Linked DNA regions of Homo sapiens: regions 2, 3, 4, 5, 6 and 7 are each linked to region 1. Evidence: chromatin contacts called from ENCODE Hi-C or POLR2A ChIA-PET data. All regions are on one chromosome and are shown on one strand. The core of a region is the stretch at or near the end of the contact, and the rest is flanking DNA. Distances in the headings are between cores, read along the strand shown. Region 1 has its middle 28 kb from the start of LINC00910. Region 2 holds the start of TUBG2 (tubulin gamma 2). Region 3 holds the start of LSM12 (LSM12 homolog). Region 4 holds the start of PLEKHH3 (pleckstrin homology, MyTH4 and FERM domain containing H3). Region 5 holds the start of EZH1 (enhancer of zeste 1 polycomb repressive complex 2 subunit). Region 6 holds the start of VPS25 (vacuolar protein sorting 25 homolog). Region 7 holds the start of FAM215A (family with sequence similarity 215 member A).

Region 1 (3,271 bases), core at 1-2,500:
CAAACAAAACAGCAAGGAGAAAAGTCCCCTGATTTCCATCCTAGTGCTTCTCAATCACACTCAGCACAGCAGCAACAAAACACAACCACATCTATCGAATCTTACTGCTCATAGCTGTTAAATATCAAATCTCAATCAGCAATTTTAGAGCCGGATCCTCCAATGCTTTTGGTTCCCAGTGTTTCACAAGCAAACGGACAGAAATCGGGAGGGACATAGGAGAAGAATCAGTTAAAATCCCTAAGACCAGTTAAATGAAGTCTCCTGAAAATGACACTGAAACGGAGACAGCAACCAAGACAAGGAGGACGAGGCAGACTAATACAAAGAGCATAGCCTGCGGTGTCAAACCTGTTTTTTAGCCGAGAGGGGCTTTACTGGGAGGGGCCTCTAACCCTCCTCGGTCGGGCCTCTAACCCGAGGTCGGTCAAGTGTCCTTGCCTTTTATTAAGAGGGGCCTCTAACCCACTCTCTTTTAGGAAAGACTCTAACTCCATTAAGTTGGGCCTCTAACCCAATCCCATTCTTTACCCGGGCACTCCACCACTTACCCAAAGTCAGTCTACTGACTACTGCAGTGCTGCAGTCTACTTCCTTTGGGTTGGGGGAGTTTCTTCAGTATCGTCCCTTCCATCATTCGCCAGAAATATGTTATAGGACCCCAACACTTCCCCAAAGCACTATAGTCCCATCTGTGGTGGCCAGAAATACGTCACAGGAAAAGGGCCCCGATCCAGACCCAAAGAGAGGGTTCTTGGGTCTCGCGCAAGAAATAACTCAGGGCAAGTCCGCGGTGCAAAATAAAAGCAAGTTTATTAAGAAAGTAAAGTGGTGAAAGAACAGCTACTCCACAGACAGAGAAGGGCGTTCCTGAAACTAAGAGAAGGAACGTATCCACCCTAGGTACAATGCTTGTACACATGGGGAGAGGTGTTCTGTTACAAGGGTTTGTGATAATTAACTTTAATTATTACATTTTGCAAGAATCCCTATTACTACCTTTAAAGCAAAATTAGGAACGCCTTTGTTCTCCAGATATCCAGCTATCTGGACACTCGGGTCTCTTCAGTAAACATTAATTTGTTCCCTTAACCGTAAGTATCTGAAAGCTAGGAATATCCTTCTGAGAATGCAGGCCCGTAAGTCCCGGCCTCATTTTTCTAGCCCTCACTCAAAATGGGGTCGCTTCAGGTTCCAACGTCTCTGACAGTCATACTACATATGACTCAGCCACGTCAATGGAAAAAGTAGACTGGATAGTGACGTACCCGCAGAAAACGAATGCAACAATCTGTCATACAGATCTGACGGCAGTCAGATTCTGCAGTGAAGTAGAGGCGGTAAACTTGAATGCAACGATCTTCATACCGCATCCCACAAAGCCACGTAAATCCAAAAGCAGTCCGACTCTCGATAGTGAAACACATGCGGTAAACTTGAATGGAAAGATGTTTATACTGCCTCGGATAGAGACACGTAAATGAAAAAGCAGTCCCACTTGGGATAGTGAAGTATGGGCGCTCAACTTAAATAGGACCGTCCGCATATCGTATGTGAGTGAAGCAAGTAATAGCAAAGGGCAGTCAGATTACGGAGACCGATGGCGACTGAAGTGAGTGCAGTAACCTTTAACTCAATGATCGTCACGCCGCAACCAAGTGAAACCGAAAGCAACTAAGCGCTCGAAAGCACGCCCGGCCAGCTCAAAAACTACGGCGCTGATGGACCCCAGTGATCCGACGTAAAGGTGCAAACGTAAAGCGCACACGGCCAATTTAAAAGCAGCGGCGCTGATAGGCCCGGACGAACCGACGTGAACGCGTAGAAGTAAGGTACGCGCGATGAGCTTAAATACGCGAGTACTAAGAGACCGTGAAACCCGGATTTAAGCGTGTAAACGCAACACACAACCTAGGAGGTCAGTAACAACGGTCCCAACTGATGCAAATGGCCCAATGCAAACACGTTGACAATCTCCCGTTAGCGACAGTAACAGACGCTAAGCGCCCAATGCGAACAAAACTCCCGCTTCGAAAACTACACCTCGGAATCCTTCCAGCGATCAAGGGCCAGCAACACCACAAGCCTTCCACTGTATCAACACCGTTTTCAAAACGAAAATGTTAACGATCGGCCACTGTACTCCTTCTCCCACACATCCTAACCTCAGGGTGACAGATAGCACCCTGAATAACTCTCTCTCCTACGTTGAGATTGTGTATCTTTATCCAAATCTGAACACCTGCGTAAGTAATATTGTTACTATTTTGGAGGATATTCACTTTCCTTTTTTGCTCCCATAACTCCCGAGAGAAGCAGCCATTTTAAATTTGCATGCCCCGCCGTGCCCTGCCTGCCAACCACTGAACAGAAAAGCGCCTGTAAATCACTGGAATCTTGGGAAAGCTCCTTCGGCTTCATTGCCCTTCAGGAGGAAAAACCCACAACGGAAAAGACACGAAGAGCTCTAGGAGGCTCTTCTTTCCTCCTCCTCCCCCTCCCCTTCCCCTCCCCTCTCCCTCCGCCTCCCTTCCCCTCCGCATCCCCTCCCCCTCCCTTCCCCCTCCCCCTCCCCATCTCGTCCTGACCTAGCTGGCATCCAACATTACTTTAAACTTTTTTTCACACATACGTTGAAAGAATTGTTTGGTGAACACCCGTATGCCCATCACCTAAAGTCATCTTGCTGTACTTGCTTTATTACATGTGTTACAGACGTCTAATTACATTTTTTTTTTCTTTTTTTTGAGAGGGAGTCTCGCTCTGCCGCCCAGGCTGGAGTGCGGTGGCGCGATCTCGGCTCACTGCAAGCTCCGCCTCCCGGGTTCACGCCATTCTCCTGCCTCAGCCTCCCGAGGAGCTGGGACTACAGGCGCCCCCACTACGCCCAGCTAATTTTTTGTATTTTTTAGTAGAGACGGGGTTTCACCGTGTTAGTCAGGATGGTCTCGATCTCCTGACCTCATGATCCCCCGCCTGGGCCTCCCAAAGTGCTGGGATTACAGGCTTGAGCCACCGCGCCCGGCAATTACATATTTTGTATAGCTGCACACATGGAGACAGGTACTCAGGTCTCGTCCCTCTAGCCATTTCTCAACTGTCTGGTCCGGCAAGGGCAAGTTTTCGAGGAGGCCAGGGTGCAGCCCTCAGGGGAGCACATGCTCTGACTGGTTGCAGGGCTGGGCGGAGCCTTGGGAAAGGGGCCCCTGTAAGAGTTAAAGAAAGAGGATATAAACACGAAAAGAGTTTGGCTCTTGTTGCCCAGGCTGGA
Region 2 (3,271 bases), core at 309-2,808, 700 kb before region 1:
GTGATTCTAGATCAGGCTACGTTTCATTCCATAAAATAAATAGAATGAGTGTTCAGATGAGTCAAGCACAGGTTAGTTTTTATGGACAAAAAAGGGTAGAGAAAAATAGAAACAGAAGGAAAAAAAGCAGATGGGTCCTTTCAAAGTTACTTTTCTTGTAAAAGGACTTCCGTATCATGCCGGCTCACACTGGCTTGTTTGGGGTTTTGGCTCTTCCTTCCCTCTCCTGATTCCTCTGAAGGTTTGATAAACAACTTAGTGTTGCTTAGTGACATAGAACTTTAGCGTGAGTGACTCCATTTTGGTTTGGTCTGTTGAGCCAAGCACAGGAGCTCAGTGCAAATCAATGGCCTCCTATAAAATTTATTTAACTGAACCCTTGTGCATTGCTGGTGGGAATTTAAAATGGTGCAGCTACCATGGAAAATCGTATGGCGATTCCTCAGAACATTAAACACAATTACCATATGATCCAGCAATTCTACCTCTGGGTGTATATCCAAAATAATTGAAAGCAGGGACTCGAACAGATATTTGTACACTCACATTCAAAGCAGCAACATTCACAATAGCCAAAAGGTGGAAGCAACCCAAATGTCCATGGAGGGATGAATGGTTATGCAAAATGTGGTACATCTATACAATGGAATATTATTCAGTTGTAAAAAGGAAGGAAATTCTGACACATGCTACGAAATGGAAGGATCTTGAAGATATTATGTTAAGTGAAAGAAGCCAGACCCAAAAAGACAAATACTGTATAATTCCACTCATATCAGGTGCCTAGAGTAGTCAAGGGGAAGTTACTGTTTAATCGCGATAGAGTTTCAGTTTGGGAAGATAAGAAAGTTCTAGAAAAGAATGGTGGTGGTGGTTACAGAACAATGTGAGTGTACTTGGTGCCACAGAACTGTATGCAGTACTTACAAATGGTTACAATGGTAAATTTAGGCCAGGAGTGGTGGCTCATGCCTGTAATCCCAGCATTTTGGGAGGCCAAGGCAGGAGGATTGATTGAGGCCAGTAGTTTAAGACCATCTTGGGCAACACGGTGAGATCCCCATCTCTATAAAAATACATTTTAAAAATTTAAAAATTAGCTGGGCGTGGTAGCACACGCCTGTAGTCCCAGCTACTCGGGAGACTGAAGTGGGAGGATCACTTAAGCCAGAAGTTCAAGGCTACAGTGAGCTATGATCGCGCCACTGCACTCCAGCCTGGGCGACAGAGCGAGACCCTTCTAAAAAATAAAAAGGTAACATACATGTGTATGTATTGTAACACCATTAAAAAACAGAAATTTAAACGAAGAAAAGTTGGCTTCTAGCCCTTTGATCTAGCAAAGCTGACAGTGTCCTCACCTACCAATATAGGTAGATGACTCCTTACACGTGGACAAGCACATCCACCTGGCCGCTTCTCCCCTTTCCTCCCCTCCCCCGTTCCTCTCCTCCCCAACACATCCAGGTTCCGACCCTGCCACCCCCAACGAGTCTCACTGCGCAGGCGCGGAGCGGTGGGCAGGAGCGGGCGTGGCCTGACTCTGCGCCTGTGCGGAATTCCAGCTGCGACTGCTGAGGGAGAAAATGATGCCCAGGTTGGGCTCCCCGGCCCACCGGCCGAGGAGAGGCCTGCGCTGCACACGCGCAGACCGAGCATCCGCGTCAAGAGGCGAAGAGAGCGCGCGCTCCCCACGTCCTGCGCTCCTGGCTGCCGGGCATTCGTCTCAGCCGTGACTCTCGCCAGGCCGGGGCTGGCGCGCCCACGTCTGAAGAGCGATGCCCCGGGAGATCATCACCCTGCAGCTGGGCCAGTGCGGCAACCAGAGTGAGCAAGCGAGCGCCGGCCCCGCCGGTCTCTGGTTCTGCCCCTTCGGGTCCCACCCAAGTGCCTGGCTTCCACCAGTCCCCCTTTCCCTTCCATGAACCCCCTGCCCTGCTGCTCTGGATAACCCAGACCGAGAGCTGCGCCTCCAGCCCGGGGCTGGGGCAGCTACCAAACCCAGGCATCTTGGGTCCACCCTCTGATCGTGTCAGCCTCTGAGACTAAAACTGGGCTCCTCAGGCCTTAAGGCTCCAGCAGACCCGGGCATCTCCCCCCTCCCCCAGTTGGGTTCGAGTTCTGGAAACAGCTGTGCGCCGAGCATGGTATCAGCCCCGAGGGCATCGTGGAGGAATTCGCCACCGAGGGCACTGACCGCAAGGACGTCTTTTTCTACCAGGTGCCCCCAGCGACTTGGCCGGGGGCGGCAGTGGCCCAAGGGGGCGGAAGGGAAGGGAGTGGCCTGGTACTGGGAACCCCGCTGGGCAGTAGGGCCAGGCGGCTGGCTTGAGGAGGGAGGGCCGGAGGGAGCCAGAGTTGGGAGGACTTCGGACTTGGGCCGCCCTAGCTGATTGGGCCCCCTCCTGGACTCCCCTTGACAGGCAGACGATGAGCACTACATCCCCCGGGCCGTGCTGCTGGACTTGGAACCCCGGGTGATCCACTCCATCCTCAACTCCCCCTATGCCAAGCTCTACAACCCAGAGAACATCTACCTGTCGGAACATGGAGGAGGAGCTGGCAACAACTGGGCCAGCGGATTCTCCCAGGTGTCCTAGCGACCATTCCAGAGACCTTTGATATTCCCATCCAGAGGCAAGGCAGGCTCAAGCTACTAGGAATTTGACCTGACTGACAGAAAATAAGAGACAAAAGGATGTCCCGAACAAGAGGGACAGCCAGGGAGAGGTTTATGCAAATTTTGTGCAAATCATTTGCAATAGTAGCACTTCTGGGTTGAGGGCTACAGCCTAGGCTCTGCTTCAGGGTGGCAACAATATTCCAGGGTAGACAGAATTCTTGGTGCTGTGCTGAGAAAAGATGCTCTCTGGAACCTTTGGCCTGACCCTCCCTTTCCATATCTCTATACAGGGTGAGAAAATTCATGAAGACATCTTTGACATCATAGACCGAGAAGCAGATGGAAGTGACAGTTTGGAGGTGAAGTTATGGAGTGGGGGAAGGAATGGGCAGGGAGGCCGAAGAGTGCTGGGGACAGGTCAGGAGGTGGCCTGGATAGGTAATATGAGGGGAGCAATTCAATTCAAAACCCGTTTATGGAGCATCAGATGTGGGATATTGAGGTGAATAAGATATAATCTTTGTTCTCAAGGAAGTCATAAATCTGAATGGCACCGGCCCCTTAGGCATGAGTCATTCAGCTGCTTCTCCAGCTCCAAACCTTCCCAAGGAGCCTCAGCCTGGATGCATAAGAGGAAGCTTTGAGACA
Region 3 (3,271 bases), core at 388-2,887, 710 kb after region 1:
GAGGCAGAAGAATCGCTTGAATCCGGGAGACGGAAGTTGCAGTAAGCCGAAATCACGCCATTGCACTCCAGCCTGGGCAATAAGAGTGAAACTCCGTCTCAAAAAACACAACAAAAAAAAAAGCCGGGCGGTGGCTCAGGCCTGTAATCCCAGCACTTTGGGAGGCTGAAGCCAGCGGATCACGAGGTCAGAAGTTCGAGACCATCCTGGCCAACATGGTGATACCCCATCTCTGTTAAAAAAAAACATATACAAAAATTAGCTGGGCGTGGTGGCGCGTGCCCGTAATCCCAGCTACTCCGGAGGCTGAGGCAGGAGAATCGCTCGAACCAGGGAGTCGGAGGTTGCAGTGAGCCGAGATTGCGCCACCGCACTCCATCCTAGCGACAGAGCGAGACTCCATCTTAAAAAAAAAAAAAAAAAAAAGATGCCATAAAAAATTACTCCTCCAAAAAAAAATTCCAATAAACCCACCTGTGGCTCACATAAAAAGGGAAGCCGTGGCACATTTATCCCAACAAGGAAGTGTTTCATTTCCAAGACTGAGTTTCCTGGAGTAATTCAGAAGTCACTTCCACCCCAAAGAAGCAGGCCACCTTTTCCAATCAGTTTAACATTGCTACTTTCAAAAGGGAGGCTGCTACTACGTAAAAGGACTCCATGTGCTGGACTGATCAAGGCAGCATGAGAACTTCACTCTTTCACCTGTAACTCACACATCCCCAAACCACATAAGCCCCTGGCAAGCCCTCTCTGGAACAGGTTTCCAGTGCAAACATCCCCTAAACAGCAACTTCCAAATGACCGAGAAGCCTAAAAATCAGCACAGCCCCCCCACCACACATACACACGCATCAGCGAAACAAGCCACTATCCCTAGCTCAGATACAAACTCTGCCCTGAACTTACTCTCCCCCAAAACAGGCAAGGACCAATTTGGTCACCATCCCACCGCCCTTCCTTGGACGAAATCCCATCAGTGCACATGCCCTCCTAAATTCCATACCTTTGCCCTACCAGCAGTTCCTTACCCTAAACACCCCTCCCCATAATATTTCACCCGCCCCTCCTTTCCATCCGGGCTCCAATCCATCAGCCCCCTCCCACCACCACCCCCTCTCCTAATTACTGTGTCCCCTCTCATAACGTTCCCCCCAAAAAGCCATCCCCGTGTCAAGCCCTCCTCCACCCACTGATCCTCGGTAAAGCCCCAGCTCCCGCAAAGAGAGAGAGACAGGATCCCCAAAGCTGACCGAAGGGCCCGCGGGAGGGGGAGGGGAGCTCAGGGCCGTGCGCATGCGCCCCGGGCGCCGCGGTAGCCGGTCGCCCCTAGGCCCGGAGAGAGCCCCAGCCGCCGCCGTCGTCCCCCACCCCCCGACCACCGCACCTACACGCCGGCCCGGACTCGGGCTTCACGCAGGGAAGGATACTTAAAGCCAGCATTTTGGATTGGTAGTCAAAGGCTACCACCTCGCCCTGCAGCCGCTGCTCCTGGCACGTCCGGCACGACACCTGGCTCCCAACGCTGAAGTACTCGCCCGGAGGAGCCGCCATCTTGGGAGTGCAGCCGCGGCCGGCGGCGGCGGCGGCAGCAGCGGGCGAAAGCCGGGCCCCCAGTGAGCGCCGCGACGCGACGGCGCGCACGGAGCGTGCTTGCGTCACACGCCGGGGCGTGGCCTGGCGCTGGTTGGGGCGGGATCCTAGGTGGAGTGGGAAAGAAGAGGAAATAAAGGGGAATCTGAAAAGTATTTGTATAGCTGCGTCCGCTCGGTTAAGTGCTTGTAGAGTCCATTTTAGAAGTTAAGGATAAATGACCTACGTGGAATGAAAAGGGGAAAGAGGAGGGAGCTGCAGTCTCCATTATATGCACACCTTCCACACAAGAGTTTAATGAATGAATTTTATAAAATATGTTAACCCCATTTTGCATATGAGGAATCAGAGCCTCAGAGGACTTAACGATACTTGGACAAGATGATTATAAGGCTGGGAGCGGTGGCTCACGCCTGTAATCCCAGCACTTTGGGAGGCCGAGGCGGGTGGATCACCTGAGGTCAGGGGTTCGAGACCAGCCTGGCCAACATGGTGAAACCCCGTCTCTACTAAAAATACAAAAATTAGCCGGGTACGGTGGCGCGTGCCTGTAATCCCAGCTACTAGGGGGACTGAGGCTGGAGGATCTCTTGAACCTGGAAGGCGGAGGTTGCACTGAGCCAAGATTGTGCCACTGCACTCTAGCCTGGGCAACAGAGCGAGACTCTGTCTCAAAACAAACAAACAAACAAAAAAAGATGATTATAACTACTGAGTGATAGTGGAAAGAACATTGGCTGTGGAGTTAGATAAGCTGGAACCAGAATCCGAGGTCAGCCTCTTACTAAATCACCTGACCTTGAGCAAGCAAATTACCTGATCCTGTTTCTTCATAGGCATTTGTATTGTCACTTCTTGAGCATCTAACAGCCCTTTGAGGTAGGAATCAATGTCCTCCTTTTACATAAACTAAGTTTTAGACTAAACTTGTCCACGGTTCCACAACTAGCAAAAACAGTCTGCCTATTTCCAAGGACGGTGCTATTTACTGCTATACTCTGTTACATAATAATACCTACCTCATAGTTAGGAGGTTTAAATGCGGTAACGGGTATAAGTGCATGGCATGTACTAGGTCTTTAATAAATGGTAGTTCCCCCTTAGTCACCCATCACTCTTAGAAGTCAAGACACTTCCCCTTCTCCCTTTTTGCCCTCTCTCCCAGAAAGCCAGGCAAAAGGCAGGAATGAGGAGCAGCGGATAGTGACAAAAAGGGGCTTGGAGGAGGGGTTTTGCGCCCCTGCCCTTGAATGTCCGTCTGATGTACAAAACAGTCGTTTTCTTAATCTTATGCAAAGGACTATGAGCGTGCATTTTCAAGCCCTACTACCACCAATGGCTGTCGCTAACCCACCCACCGCTCACTATAGAAATTTTGGATCCTCGCTTCATGTATAAGAAACAGGTTGACCTTTCTCTAGTCCAGAGGGAAGCAAAGGGCCAGTCTTGGCGCGGCTTAACCTGAACAAAGTTCAAAAGTATTTCCTTGCCCTCCAAGAAACATAAACTTCCTGGTGTTGGAAGTATTGATACACTCATTATAATAGGAATAAAAATTCTGCTCCTTCATAGTGTGCTTTTTCAGAGAACTTTTTTTTTTTTTTTTTTGAGATAGAGCCTCGCTCTGTCACCCAGACTGGAGTGCAGTGGCGCCATCTTGGCTCACTGCAACCCGCAC
Region 4 (3,271 bases), core at 321-2,820, 680 kb before region 1:
GAGTGGGGCTGTCAGCCACACCACATGTGGCAGGTACTGACCACCCTCTTAGGCTAACTCCCCTAATCGCAGTGCCCTGCTTCCCTCCCTCCCCCCTCCTCTATATTTATCCACCCTCCGCCTCCGCCAGGTGCTGGCGCCGGCCCCGGCGGCGCAGCCCGCCCCACCCGGGCACCGAGCCACTGGGCCTGCTGGGGACCCCTGCGCGGGGGATGGGAGCCTGACCCGGGCCACAGCACACGGGAGTCTGGCCGCCAGTGTGCAGGAGGGATGGGGGAGGAGACGTCAAGGGATGGAGGTCTCCCACACCAATCGTGCCTCCGTTTCCCCACGGGGAGATTCGACAAAACCAGGCAGCAGCCCAGTGTCCCTCACCATCCATCCCCTCAGGGGTTTCCCAGGAGCCTCACCCGGGAAAGCCGAGAGTTCTGTCCTGAGTGGCAGGGTAATGAGGAGGGGTCCTCAAAGAGCTCCCACCTCCCTCTCCTTGGGGTCCCCGCCACAGACCCCAATCCTGGGATGACTTCTCCCCCTCGTCCAGGTCTCCGCAGCGGGAGCTCTCGCATCTGGCCTCCGCACTTGCGAACTGGGAGCGGAGGGGGACCCAGGCGTTCGAGCCGCCCAGCCGGCCTCGCCACATTCCTCGGCGCTGGCGGAGGCGGAAGGAGACGGGATGGGACGCGGGCCCAGCGGGGAAGGGAGAGGCAGGGCCAGGTCGGGCCACGCGTGACGCCTCCCCTGCCTCAGGGCCCCCAGCAGGTGGATAGCGCCCAGCCTGCAGCGGGAGGCCCACAGGCACATCCCGAGTAGGGCTGCTGCTCCGAGAGCTCCCGGGGGCTTTGGCCCCCAGGCAAAAAACTCTCCCTCATCCCTAGTTCGCCAAGCGCGCAGCGTGTGGCTGGAGGCTGGAGCGGATCAGCGTGACGGCCGGTTACAGCGAGAGTGATTGAGACGAGGCTCCGAACCCCCGGGACTTACCCTCCCGCCGCCCGCTGGACTCGGGGTCCGCAGCTCAAAGGTTTCCTCGTCCTCGTCCTCGTCCCCGTCCCCGCTAAGCTCGCCGTCCCCGTAGTCCCGGTGCAGAAGAGTGAAGCCTCGACGGCAGCAGAGAAGCCACCATAGTCCCCCGGGGAGAGGCATCCGGGCGAGGAGCTGCGGATGGGGGCGCGGGCAGCCGCGGCCGAGCAGTAGGGGGTCGGAGGAACTGGCGGGGCTCCGACCCGAGCAGGGGAAAGATGAGGTGGGAGGAGCAGAAGGGAGAAGAGGACAGGGAGGAGGCAGTGTCCTGGGCTGGGGTGCAAGGGGACGCTAGCCAGACGCTGAGGGGGGCTCAGTGTCTGGGCCCCCGGAGGGGGGAGGGGGAAAAGCGTCCAGGGCCCCGGGAGAGGAGGGAGCAATGTCCGGAGCTGGGAAGTAGTGTCCGTTGGAGTGTCCAGCCCTGTGGGGGGCAGTGTCCGGTGCAGCGTCCGAGGTGGGCAGTTGTCCAAGCTCCAGGGAGGGTCGTGTCCGGTAGGGCGTCCGGTGGCCGGGGCCCGGGCCGCGCGCGCTGCGCTCCCTGCAGCCCCGGGACTGGCGCGCTGGGGGCGCGAGCACAGAGCTGGGACCCCGCCCCCCCGGCCCCCTCCCTCCCGGGGGGCCCCCCCTCTCTCTTCTTTCTCTCCTCCCTTCTTTACTAGGCAGGGTCCAGGTTTCGTCACAGTCTCCTCTGTCCAATCCCTGTGCCTGGCGCCGGGCGCGGCTACCAATCAGACGGCTGAAACCGCGTTGGGTTGCATCATGTGCCCCTGGCTTGGTGACAGCGGGGAGGGGCGGGGAAACAGGGAGGGAGGGGACGAGGCTATGTTAGCCACGCCCCAGTCTCTGAGGTCGGACGCGGGGTGCTAGTGACGTCACGGAAGCCCGCCTTCAGGCTCTTGTTTTAACTCTTGGCTCACCAACCAATTAAAAACCCTGTTGAGGAGTTTTGGCACAGGACAGAGGAAAACCCAACTGCCGCTCTCTGAACCCCTGTCTCGTCTCAGGGTCCCTGAGAAAGGGAAACGCCTTGGCTACTAAGAGGATGTCCAGACCTGCGAGGACACAGCTCTGGAGGTGGCCCTCCACGTCTGGGGAGAAGGAGTCCAGTTTCTCCAGTTTCTCGGTCTGATTCAGCTCTCCCCCACCCTTTTTTTTTTTTCTTCCAGACAGGGTCTCGCTGTCTTGCCCAGGCTGGGGTGCGGTGGAGCCATTATAGCTTACTACAGCCTCGAACTCCTCGGCTCAAGGGATCCTCCCACCTCAGCCTCTCCAGGAGCTGGGACTACAGGCGTACACCACCATGCCTGGCTAATTTTTTAAATTTATTTTTTGTAGAAATGGAGTCTCACTATGTTGCCCAGGCTGGTCTTTAACTCCTGGGCTCAAGCGATCCTCCCAGCTTGGCTTCCCAAAGTGCTGGGATTACAGGTATGAGCCACTGCACTCGGCCTCACCTCCTTTTCGAGGTGAAGGAGTTGAGGCAGGCACTCTGGGAAGGTGCAGACCTAGGCCGGAAATAAAATCGAATATAGAGCTCACAGCTCACCGAACTCAGCTGGGGAGACTGACTTGGATTCTAAGGAATTCTGTGGTCTCCGAATACAGTGGAGGCCTCTTAGGGCTAATATCCTGCGGCTCTGTATAGGAAGGGGTTAACTCAGGCGCTAGGCGGCCGGGGCGGGGCCGCGGCCTCCGCGGGCGCGCGCGCGCGTTGCTGACTCAGCGGCGATTCCAGAGATCTTGGATGGAGGGTTCCAGGTCGGTCCCCAGTGGCTGGCGTGTGGGACCCTTTGAGGATCGGCGCCGTCTCCGGGCCTTCCCTGGATCCTGGCCCCTAGAGGCCGTGGGGGACCCCTTTTCGCCGCTGCTGCGGGAGGCTCTGAGGACTGCTAGCCTGGGCAGGGCTGGGCTGGGCGGGGAGGGGCGGGGAAGGGCGGGACGGGCGGGGCCGTCAGGCCAGCACCTCCCTTGAGACCTCCTCGCCACGCCCCGCCCTTCTCGACCCTAGACTCCAGGCTGGAGCGGTGGGGACAGCTTTGCTGACCGATATTAAACCGCGAGAACTGTCGCACGTGAACACCATCCTGCCCGTTGTGATTGTGTAAAACAAAGACCAGGAATCAATGCGAGCGTGTCTAGGAGGCCATCTCGGCCGTGGCCTCTCTCCACATGAGAGTGGCCTGTACTGAGAGATTACCTAGGAATGGAGATACCACAACCATCTTCCAGGTCTGGATCCCAGGCCCTTGCCTGC
Region 5 (3,271 bases), core at 541-3,040, 620 kb before region 1:
AACCTCCACCTCCCGGTTCAAGCGATTCTAATGCCTCAGCCCTCCCGAGTAGCTGGGACTACAGGCGTGTGCCACCACACCTGATTAATTTTTGTATTTTTAGTAGAGATGGAGTTGTCCCATGTTGCCCAGGCTGGTCTCAAACTCCTGGGCTCGAGTGAACGGTCCACCTCAGCCTCCCAAAGTGTTGGGATTACAGGCATGAGCCACCGTGCCAGGCTTTTTTTTTTTTTCTTGAGACAGGGTCTCAGGTGCTGTCACCCAGACTGGAGTGCAGTGGCAGGATCAGAGCTCATTGCAACCTTGACCTCCCAGTCTCAAGCAATACTCCTGCTTCAGCCTCCCAAGCAGCTGGGACTATAGGAGAAGGCCACCACATCTGGCTATTTTTTTTTTGTAGAGATGAGGTCTCGCTATTGTTGCCTGAGCTGGTCCCAAACTCCTGGGCTCAAGCTATTCTCCTGCCTGGGCCTCCCGAATGCTGGGATTTCAGATATGAGCCACCGAGCCCAGTCTAAAGTACTTATCTCCTAACACACACTCTCTCCTATGTAAGTAATCTCTTTTATCAGTGGCATATCTGGGGATTCCAAGACTTAAAATAGACAAGCTTTCACAGAAACCTCTAATAGGGTTAGCACCTTCTCAGGCTGGAAACCTCCTTCAATATCAGTTTCCTAAATTTAAAAAACATGGGGTGTGGGAATTTTTTTATTCAGCGGCAGTATGGCAGCAAACGTGGAGGAGACTCGCGTTTTCATTGCCATCCTTGCACCCACCTAATTGTTAGTGTACCTGAGCTCCTTTGCTTTCATCCTCCCCTGCCAAGCGTCAGGTTCCTATCGGCCTGGGCTACATCACATACAACCCTGTATTTCACCCTCCATATTCCTTCACATTCCACGGGGGGCACTAACATCCTTCAGGTATCCCTTCCCTTCCCTGCTCAAGAAACAATTCCTCAGTAGTCACTTTTTATTGAAATAAAAGTTTGTCCCACATTTCCTAACAGGCATGTCCCAAATACAACACCTTGTCTGTGCTTCAAGGCACTTTTATTTATATCATTTGATCCTCGGTTGAATGGTGGGGGTGAGCGATCATTGGCGTGAGACCAAAAGTCTGGAGTGAAGGAGATTCTTGCTCAGGGCCAGGCCTGGGGTGAGGCGACCGAGGCACCCAGGACGCACGTGAGGAGGCGCTCACTGCACTTGCGCGACCCTGAGTCAGTGCTCCTTTACACTTTGTGCCTTGGGAGCCTTACTCACCTCACCCTAGTCCCGGCCTTGTTTTTACTGCTACCCCTCCTCAACATCCCCGAAAGCCATCGCAAGATCAGCCCCGGTCTCTAGCCCTCCCCAAGCACAGCTCCAGGTCCCCAGAGTCCACCTCGCTAAAGGCCCCCGCAGGTGCCACCGCCCTCCCGCGCCCTTTGGGCGCTGGGGCTCCCGCCCACCGGCCCACACCGCCATCCAACGGGATTCCCCGTCCCCGAGCCCGCCCCCGCCGCTCCTCCTCCCGGGCACACAGCCCTCGCAGCCCCAGACGCTGTCCTCGCCTGGGTCTCTCTCGCCCCGTCGCCCCCATTCCCCCACCCTCGGAATGAGGAGGGGCGCCTGCTACCCCCGGCCAGGCAGGCAGTGTGTCCCTCGGATTCCTTCCAATTTCCTGATCCCTCCGCCTCTCCCTCCCTCAGGCCCAGGGCGGCGAGGGGAGGAGGCCCGGCCCCACCGCCCGGCCCAGGCTTGTTTACTCACTCACCCTCCATCCCGAGCCGCGGGTCCCGCTGCTAGGACGCATGCGCGCCGCGGCCCCACCCCTGCGCCGTGCCCCGCCCCGCGCCTCCTGTCGGCGCGTGCGCATTGACTTACCCGTGCCGCGCGGACGCACTACTGTCATTTGCCGCCAAAACCCCGCACTCAGGAGTCCTGGCGGGTGCAGCCTCCCAGACGGCTTCCAAAGCGGCGCTGGCAGGGGAGGGGAAGGGCTCTGGGGAAACCTTCGCAGAGCCACTAATATCTTCCTGAAGACCCTATTCAGCGGATTTGCCATCCCCACGCGCTGGTGACAAGCCACATCTCACTTCAGCGTTTGAAGCCAACCCAGATCACCTTCATACCGATGCTTCACCCCTACCAGTTCTCCAGACACCGGTCTATGGGTTCTAAGCCCTTTATTTATGTCTGATCTCCCTATTTCTGTTCATAGTTTTCTAGTCACTTAGAATCAAAATTATAGCCTTGTATCGAAATAAATCCCCACAAGACACCTGCTAGTTACAAAGGGAAAAAAATAGCAACTTTACAGATAAGAATCTGTCAGACACCACCTTAACTAAGTGATCAAAGTTAGCATCACTAGTGATAAGAGGTATTGTTTTCTTCTTCTTTTTTTGCCGGGGGGCGAGGCTGGACGGAGTCTCGCTTTGTTACTTACACAGGCTGGAGTGCCGTGGCGCGATCTCGGCTCACTGCAACCTCTCCCTCCCGGGCTCAAGCAATTCTCCCGCCTCAGCCTCCCAAGTAGCCAGGAATACAGGTTCGTGCCACCACGCCCGGCTAATTTTTGTATTTTTAGTAGAGATGGGGTTTCACCGTATTGGCCAGGCTGCTGTCAAACTCCTGACCTCAAGTGATCTGCCTACCTCGGCCTCCCAAAGTGCTGAGATTACCGGCATGAGCCACCACGCCCGGCCTCCCTCTTCTTTTTAAGGAGACAGGGTCTTGCTGTGTTGCCTAGGCTGGTCTTGAACTCCAGGGTTCAAGCCATCCTCCCACCTTGATTTCCCAAAGTGTTGGGATTACAGGCATGAGCCATTGCCCCCAGCTGAGAGGTATTCTTACCAGGTCCCTCTGAACATGATGCAATGAGAAGCGCACAAAATCACTTCTGTGGTATTCTTGACGAACACGCATAAGCTGATTTTTTGTGCGTGTTGTTTGTTTGTTTGTTTTGAGACAGTTTCACTCTTGTTGCCTAGGCTGGAGTGCAATGGTGCAATCTCGGCTCACTGCAATCTCTGCCTCCTGGGTTCAAGCGATTCTCCTGCCTCAGCCTCCCAAGTAGCTGGGTTTACAGGCATGCACTACTATACCCGGCAAATTTTGTAATTTTAGTAGAGATGGGGTTTCACCATGTTGTCCAGGCTGGTCTCGAACTGCTGACTCAGGTGATCCCCCCACCTCTGCCTCCCAGTGCTGGGATTACAGGCATGAGCCACAATGCCCAGCCTGCATAAGCTGAATTTAATTATGAGGAAACATCAGACAAA
Region 6 (3,271 bases), core at 461-2,960, 590 kb before region 1:
GAGGTCAGGAGTTTGAGACCAGCCTGACCAACATGGTGAAACCCCGTCTCTACTAAAAATACAAAAATTAGCTGGGTGTGGTAGCTCATGCCTGTAATCCCAGCTTCTAGGGAGGCTGAGGCAGGAGAATCGCTTGAACCAGGGAGGCAGAGGTTGCAGTGAGCTGAGATCAAGCCACTGCACTCCAACCCGGCAACAGTGCAAGACTCCGTCTCAAAAAAAAAAAAAAAAAAAAAAAAAGAAGGAGTAAAAGTGGAGAGAAATTTTTGAGCGATGAATCAAGTATAGAGACAGACAGAGGGAAAACTTAAAGGGTTCACATGCATGGCCTCAATCTCATAAAGCAGGAATGAAAGGCGTTCTGCAGAGAGCAGAGACATGGGGACAGGTGGAGTGCCTTGATGAATGTGGAAAAGTTTGAATAGTTATCTTGAGGGTGACGGAGTCAATAAAAGACAAAGGATCACAGAGCTGCCCTTAGAGCCCGGTAGTGAGGCTAGTCAGGGAATCTAGGGCTTGGCAAACATGTTCTGGTTATTTTTCTTCCAGCAATACTCCAGAGCCCAGGAGTGAAAAAAAGAGGTGGGGGAAATGGAGCAACGATCATTGGTTTGGGAACTGACCTGTAGGTAGGTAGGTAGGTAAGGGGACAGAATTGAGTAGTTTAGGCTGGGTAAGGAGTCTGATAAAACCAAAAGGGGTCCTAGGTCTTGAGACAAGAAAGGCGAGGTCATGGCAGAGGTGAGAGATGGGTGGTTGTGGTCAAAGCCTGCAGCTCTGAATCATGGAAGTAGGGCTGTCTCTAGTGATTCAAGCTACAAAGTGTGCTCCCATGGGTGCTGCAGGAGCCTGAGGAATGGTGAAGTCAAAGGAAATTGGAGGGCCGGGTTGGTCACCTGTTATCCCTTTGGGAGGCTGAGGTCTGGAGATCGCTTGAGCCCAGGAGTTTGAGACCAACCTGGGCCAACATAGTGAGTGCCCATCTCTAGAAAATATTAGCCGGGTTGCTGGGAGCGTTAACTCACTCCTGTAGTCCCAGCACTTTGGGAGGTCGAGGCAGGAGGATCACTTGAGCCCAGGAGTTTGGTGAGACGCCCATCTGTACCAAAACAACAACAAAATGTATTTAATAACTGGGTGCGGTGGTGTGCACCTGTAGTCCCAGCTACTCAGGAGGCTGAAGCCGGACGGTCGCCAGATCTCAGGAGGTAGAGGCTGCAGTGAGCTGTGATTGTGCCACTGTATTCCAGCCTGGGCAACAAAGGGAGACCTTTCTCAAAAATAAATAAACAGATAAATAAATAAAAAATTAAAAATAAAACAAAGGACATTGGAATTGAGCTTGGGTAATTGTGAGTTGATCAAATTAAATGGCAATTCACAGAAATGTTAATATTAAAAGAAGCCTAGTATAGAGGAAACAAAGGTAGGCTGGGATCTGGAGATCTGGGCTTTATTTGCCGTTCTACTTCAGCAACAAAAATTCGCCGCTTTGGGGAAGACATGACCTTTCTCTGGGGTTGAACCAGAAGACTTCCCAGGACTCTTCCTGCTCCAAAAGATAGGGCTTTTTAGGATAACAGCGAGGGACTGGGTCATGACGAGGACTCCTCCTGCCGGTCTCTCTCTTTCCAGAAAGGCTTCCGGAACCTTTCTGCATTGCCTTCTGCCCGGACGTGCGGAAGCGAAGGCCGGAAGTCCTTAGCCGGTAGCTTCCGGGTTTCCTGGGCTACTACGATGGCGATGAGTTTCGAGTGGCCGTGGCAGTATCGCTTCCCACCCTTCTTTACGTGAGGCTCAGACCCCAAGAAGCACCGCTGTGCCTCCCTCCCCTCCCCCGGACCCTGGGCTCAGCCCTGATGCTTCATATGGGGAGGGGGAGAAAAGACCCGTCGGCCAACACCCTCAGTCCCTTACTTTCTTCCTGAAATGCGTCCCGGGCAAGTGCTGCCTCCCGCCCTCTAATTCTGCGCCCCACTCCCTTCACCCGGCAGGTTACAACCGAATGTGGACACTCGGCAGAAGCAGCTGGCCGCCTGGTGCTCGCTGGTCCTGTCCTTCTGCCGCCTGCACAAACAGTCCAGCATGACGGTGATGGAAGCTCAGGAGAGCCCGCTCTTCAACAACGTCAAGCTACAGCGTATCCTCCCTCAGGCTCTTCCACAGCCCATACACATGCACTTCTGCGCTTTCACACATGCCCAGACGCCCCCCCGCGCCAGCCCCCTTTTACCCATGGTAGGCAGATTCCCACCCAAACTGGACTTAAAGAGTGAAAATGTGTAGCTGACATTTTCCCCTGGCAAATGCAGTACCATACCCTCTTGTTCTTGGCAGTGATGACTGCTCGGATGTCATTAAGGTCTTAGAATTTCTGCCCTGAAGCCAAGTTCCAAGTTTTTTAACCTAAACCCTTTTGACTATTTGTATCTTCCATCCTTTTCTGTGTGAGGCCCAGACTTGGGTAACTACCTTTAATTATTTTCTCTGCCCCCCTCCTGCCAGGAAGTAAGGGTCATTTGTTTTTGCTGCCTGATTCATCCCTAAAATATCTGTGGAGAAAGGCTGAAGGAAGGCAACAGACAGAGGGTGAGGAATGACAGTACCTTTCATTTTCTAAAGCTTCTTTCTTTCTTTTTTTTTTTTTTTTTTGGAGACAGGGTCTTCCTCTCTTGCTCAGGCTGGAATGCAGTGGCACAATCACATAAAGCTCCTTTTAATTGGAAGAGTTTCTCTTTACCTTCCTCCTTTGAATATCCAGGAAATGCCAATTCATATCATGTTGGGAAATTGCACACATATGTGTGTGGGAGAGGAAGGGGCAGGTGTTTCTCAACATGGGACTGGCTCTGAAAATTTTTATCCTACCCAACTCATGTGTATGCCGTTCCCTTAACCTTAAACCAGGAAAGCTTCCTGTGGAGTCGATCCAGATTGTATTAGAGGAACTGAGGAAGAAAGGTGGGTTCAGTTCCCCAGATTCCTTATTTTTCTTCCTAGTTGGGTTTTCCTGAGGGCAAATTAGGATAAGTCTTTTTCCCTTTAATAACTTTTTCTCTCTCCTGGCTTGAAGGCCAGAGTCTTCTGTAAAGTAGGCAGCCCAATTCCCAAGTCCTTTCTTCTTTGTACACAAAATTGAAATCTCTGTCTGTGCCCTAAACCTGAAGAGAAGTGGAAGAAGGATGAGTGCCTTGTAGATAATAATAGTAAAATAAATATTGAATCTTTCTTTCTGAAAGCTGAGTCTCTTCCACTCTGTCCCACCTTGGTA
Region 7 (3,271 bases), core at 358-2,857, 560 kb after region 1:
TGCATCTGAGAGTAGGGGCAGAGCTAATGCCATCAGTAGGAGTCACTTTTGTCCCCTAACTTAGGGGAGACTGTCCTGTCCTTACAAAGGAATGTGTAAGCACAGCTGATCAACATCTGCATAAGGAAAGATGTTTCTTTATGCATTTCTGGCTCCATCGAGACTCGTGACTCAACCAGTCCTGTGGCTGCCAACCAGAAGCAGACTCAGCATTCAAGGACCATTTTCCATACCCCTATATCTGCATGCCCAACCAATCAGCAGCACCTCTACCCTACCCTAGACCCTGCCCACCAAACTATCTTTGAAAAACTAATCTTCAAGTTTTGGGGGAGACCGATTTGAGTAATAACTATTTCCTGTGTGCCCGGCCTTGTGTCAATTACTCTTTCTTTACTGCAATGCCATGGTCTCAGTGGATTGGTTTTGTCTGTGCAGTAGGCAGGAAGAACCCATCAGGTGATTACAGTACCTGCACCCCCAACCTGCTTTGGGAAGAATCCAGCCAAAAAACTTGAGGCCTGCAGCCTCAGGGTGAGAACAAGACAAAAGGGGGATGGAGGGAGATTGACTCGCTGTGTCTCAGCTCCAGAGCAGCCCCCCTGCAGCCTCCCAAGGGTTTATGCAAATCATCAAAGGGATTCCTTGAGGCAAAAGGTTTGAGTCTGCAGTTCTGAGACCCCCAAGGATGTGAGGAGAGACCCAGGCCTATCTCCTTTGGGAGGGGCCCCAAACTTGGGGGAAGGGATACTGGATGCCAACTGAAACCCAAACATAAAATTCTAAGCTCACCCAACCATCTGAATGGACTCCTCCTCTCCACTCAGCAAAGGGCATTCCAAAGTTAACCTGAAAACTAGTTCAGGCCATGATGGGAAGGGGAGCCCAGTCATGCCTAATTATACGATCCCTCCTTTTGGACTTACTGATAGAACAGACTCTTTAAGTCTGAAAGGAAACATTTACAGTCTATTCTCTCTGAAGCCTGCCACCTGGAGGCTTCACCTGCGTGATAAAACCTTGGTCTCCACAATCTCTTATCTTAACCCAAACATTCCTTTCTGTTGATTTTAAGTCTTTAGACAGTAATTTAACTCTTTCCACCAATTGCCAATCAGAAAATCTTTCGATCTACTTATAACCTGGAAGTCGTCCACTTCCCCAACCCCATTCCAGTTGTCCAGCCTTTCCAGATCAAACCACTGTACATGTCGCATATATTATTGATGTCCGATGTCTCCCTGAAACACATAAAACCAAGTTGTGGCCTGATCACCTTGGGCACATGTTCTCAGGATCTGCTGAAGGCTGTCATGGGCCATTGGTCATGCATAGTAGGCTCAAAATAAATCCCTTCAAATATTTTACAGAGTTTGACTCTTTTGGTTGACACACCAAGCTCAAGCAGGAAGAACCGGGCTCAAGAACTGTCTCTCTCCTTTCTCTCTGTTAGGCATGGGGGGGAAGGGAGTGTTGTGTTAGGCATGCGGAGGGGAAGGGAACAGGGTTGTGTGCAGAGGAAAATGCAAATTCTTACCTTGTCAGGGTCTCTGACCTGATGGCGACCCGTGGTGGAGTCTTCACAGAGACAGATACCACTGCAAGGGCAGACCCAGACTGTGCAACCCCCAAAGCAGGTCTCCTCACTCACCGGGATAGATAGAACTATCGGCCCCAATTCCTCAGCCCTACCTGCAACCACCGCTTGCCATGGTTTCCTTGTGGGTGGAGGGTACTTTCCCGCCCCCTGGTTTCGGGCTTGCCCACGTGGCTTGCTCTGGCCATGGAATGAAGCAGAAACGAAAGCCTGCCAGTTCTGAGCCTACGCCGGAAGACGCCTTGGGCGGTTCCGCGGTCCCTGTGCGCTTCCACCTTCACCCAGAAGGACTTCTCTGGTGCAGCCGCTGCTTCTTCAGCCACGGCCCAAAAGGATCGGAGCCCCCTGGCCGATCCGCAGGTCTGCAGGGAGCCACAGAGCGCAGCGGCCGGCCCAGCGTTCAAGCCCAAGCACAGGCCTGCGAGAACCTTGTTCCAGCCACCGTTTGGGATGGTTGATTAGGACTTGTTGCTGTGGCGGTAGCTCACCAATCCAATGCGTGCACCCGCTCCTTTATTAGGCTATAGGGCCAGTGGCTGCGACAGGGACCTGATACAACAGTGCGTTAAATAAGGAGCTTATTGAGCTATCATGTCGTAAGCCGGTGGAGAAGTCCAGGGCTAGTGTGGGGGCTCCGGCGGGGGCTGTGGCCCCCATCCGCATGGAGCCTCCCCACGGTTCACAGGTCTCGGTCTTCGGAGCCTTCAGCCCCGTGAGCCCGAACAGTCCACACGGCGGCGCCAGACCCTCTTCCCAACGCCACCCTCTGAAGCCTCCGCTCCAACCGTCTCCACTTCTGCTTCAGGCTCAGGATTTTCACTTTTCTCGAATGGGGGTGGCCCTCCCCTGATCTTCTGAGTCGCAACAGCATCTCCCTCCCTCCAGGACCTCAGAGCCAGAGCTGGGCGAGAGGCCCTGACCTCCGGGGTAGGGTGGCAGCATCCCTGTGAAGGTGCGGTCCTGCCTCCCATCCCCAGGCGCCCGGCCTCTCCCACCCTCAGCGCCCTGCTCACCGCCAGCTGAAGATGCCAGGGCACCTCTGCTTCCTCCCTGCCCTCTCTGCAGTATCGCAGAGTGAGCATAAAAGGGCTTAATATAGGCTTCACTGGTCGTGGTGGCTCGCGCCTGTGAACTCAGTAACTTGGGAGGCCAAGGCCGGAGGATCACTTGAGGCCAGGAGTTCAAAACCAGCCTGGGCAACAAGGTGAGGCCTGTCTCTAAAAAAAAAAAAAAAAAAAAAAAAGAAAAGAAAAGAATAAAATAGGTTCCTTTTTCTGGGAGATTGATGTAGGGGAGCGAGCGTGTGTGAGTTGGAAGGGAGGCATTGAGGATCAGCCATTTAAAGCAGCACACAAGGATGTTCAAGGCTAGAGATCCACAGGTGTATTTTCAGAAACTGAATTTCCTGGCTGGGCGTGGTGGCTCACACCTGTAATCCCAGCACTTTGGGAGGCCAAGGCAGGAGGATCACTTGAGGTCAGGAGTTCAAGACCAGCCTGGCCAACATGGTGAAATCTTGTTTCTACAAAAAATAAAAATAAAAATCAGCTGGGTGTGGTGGTGGGTGCCTGTAATCCAAGCTACTTGGGAGGCTACGGCAGGAGAATCACTTGAACCTGGAAGGTGGAGGTTGAGATCACACTACTGCACTCCAGCCTGGGTGACAGAGTGAGA

What was found. A loop is a pair of places that touch in the nucleus more often than their neighbours do. ChIA-PET counts read pairs that join two places held with the same protein, here RNA polymerase II (POLR2A). Pooled maps may share reads with other maps.
Region 2: a loop to region 1 is called in a pooled map, with 4 times the contacts of the local background. The contact joins the promoter of TUBG2 here to the enhancer-like site in region 1. A Hi-C loop is called at or near these places in 2 of 50 pooled maps. POLR2A ChIA-PET finds 5 or more read pairs at or near these places in 2 of 52 experiments (H1 and SK-N-SH).
Region 3: a pooled map shows a loop between it and region 1 (6-fold over the local background). The contact joins the promoter of LSM12 here to the enhancer-like site in region 1. A Hi-C loop is called at or near these places in 1 of 37 single-sample maps with no recorded cell type and 5 of 50 pooled maps. POLR2A ChIA-PET finds 5 or more read pairs at or near these places in 2 of 52 experiments (Caco-2 and activated CD8-positive, alpha-beta memory T cell).
Region 4: a pooled map shows a loop between it and region 1 (8-fold over the local background). The contact joins the promoter of PLEKHH3 here to the enhancer-like site in region 1. A Hi-C loop is called at or near these places in 1 of 168 maps with a recorded cell type or tissue (ovary), 1 of 37 single-sample maps with no recorded cell type and 8 of 50 pooled maps. POLR2A ChIA-PET finds 5 or more read pairs at or near these places in 3 of 52 experiments (H1, PC-9 and activated B cell).
Region 5: a loop to region 1 is called in a pooled map, with 4 times the contacts of the local background. The contact joins the promoter of EZH1 here to the enhancer-like site in region 1. A Hi-C loop is called at or near these places in 2 of 50 pooled maps. POLR2A ChIA-PET finds 5 or more read pairs at or near these places in 4 of 52 experiments (CD4-positive, alpha-beta memory T cell, PC-9, activated B cell and 1 more).
Region 6: a pooled map shows a loop between it and region 1 (2.3-fold over the local background). The contact joins the promoter of VPS25 here to the enhancer-like site in region 1. A Hi-C loop is called at or near these places in 1 of 50 pooled maps. POLR2A ChIA-PET finds 5 or more read pairs at or near these places in 3 of 52 experiments (A673, CD8-positive, alpha-beta T cell and naive thymus-derived CD4-positive, alpha-beta T cell).
Region 7: a pooled map shows a loop between it and region 1 (4-fold over the local background). The contact joins the promoter of FAM215A here to the enhancer-like site in region 1. A Hi-C loop is called at or near these places in 1 of 168 maps with a recorded cell type or tissue (ascending aorta) and 6 of 50 pooled maps. POLR2A ChIA-PET finds 5 or more read pairs at or near these places in 1 of 52 experiments (WTC11).

What each region holds. Positions count from the first base shown.
Region 1 is chr17:43,359,246-43,362,516 of GRCh38, forward strand. No RefSeq gene overlaps it. Among named protein-coding and RNA genes, the nearest start is that of LINC00910, 28 kb to the right of the region's middle. RefSeq lists enhancers at 798-1,493, 1,539-1,718 and silencers at 1,969-2,028, 2,479-2,578. Within about 2 kb of position 1,251, at least 38 of the 41 ENCODE cell types and tissues checked have a DNase peak (open chromatin) inside an H3K27ac peak, as active enhancers do; they include A673, CD8-positive, alpha-beta T cell, PC-9 and 2 more, where a contact is called at or near this core.
Region 2 is chr17:42,657,726-42,660,996 of GRCh38, forward strand. It overlaps TUBG2 (tubulin gamma 2), which reads left to right and starts at 1,559. Exons shown (of 11, transcript NM_016437.3): 1 at 1,559-1,827; 2 at 2,109-2,221; 3 at 2,424-2,591; 4 at 2,914-2,982. The coding sequence starts at 1,779. RefSeq lists enhancers at 1,391-2,158, 1,516-1,575, 1,586-1,655, 1,706-1,775.
Region 3 is chr17:44,065,034-44,068,304 of GRCh38, forward strand. It overlaps LSM12 (LSM12 homolog), which reads right to left and starts at 1,638. Exons shown (of 5, transcript NM_001371445.1): 1 at 1,431-1,638. The coding sequence starts at 1,554. RefSeq lists silencers at 1,171-1,310, 1,601-1,720.
Region 4 is chr17:42,675,424-42,678,694 of GRCh38, forward strand. PLEKHH3 (pleckstrin homology, MyTH4 and FERM domain containing H3) reads right to left here and starts at 1,571. Exons shown (of 13, transcript NM_024927.5): 1 at 979-1,571. The coding sequence starts at 1,140. RefSeq lists silencers at 72-231, 1,352-1,411, 1,502-1,751, 2,612-2,691, 3,042-3,131 and enhancers at 1,862-1,961, 1,982-2,031, 2,162-2,241, 2,222-2,723, 2,724-3,223.
Region 5 is chr17:42,743,250-42,746,520 of GRCh38, forward strand. It overlaps EZH1 (enhancer of zeste 1 polycomb repressive complex 2 subunit), which reads right to left and starts at 1,791. Exons shown (of 21, transcript NM_001991.5): 1 at 1,762-1,791. RefSeq lists a silencer at 1,369-1,948.
Region 6 is chr17:42,771,739-42,775,009 of GRCh38, forward strand. VPS25 (vacuolar protein sorting 25 homolog) reads left to right here and starts at 1,711. Exons shown (of 6, transcript NM_032353.4): 1 at 1,711-1,790; 2 at 1,995-2,140; 3 at 2,908-2,961. The coding sequence starts at 1,738. RefSeq lists enhancers at 1,603-1,802, 1,886-2,433.
Region 7 is chr17:43,915,601-43,918,871 of GRCh38, forward strand. It overlaps FAM215A (family with sequence similarity 215 member A), which reads left to right and starts at 1,608. Exons shown (of 1, transcript NR_026770.1): 1 at 1,608-2,387. It overlaps LOC105371787 (a long non-coding RNA gene), which reads right to left and starts at 1,624. Exons shown (of 2, transcript XR_001752898.2): 1 at 1,538-1,624. LOC107985086 (a long non-coding RNA gene) reads left to right here and starts at 3,247. Exons shown (of 2, transcript XR_001752899.2): 1 at 3,247-3,271. RefSeq lists enhancers at 1,430-2,251, 2,252-3,072.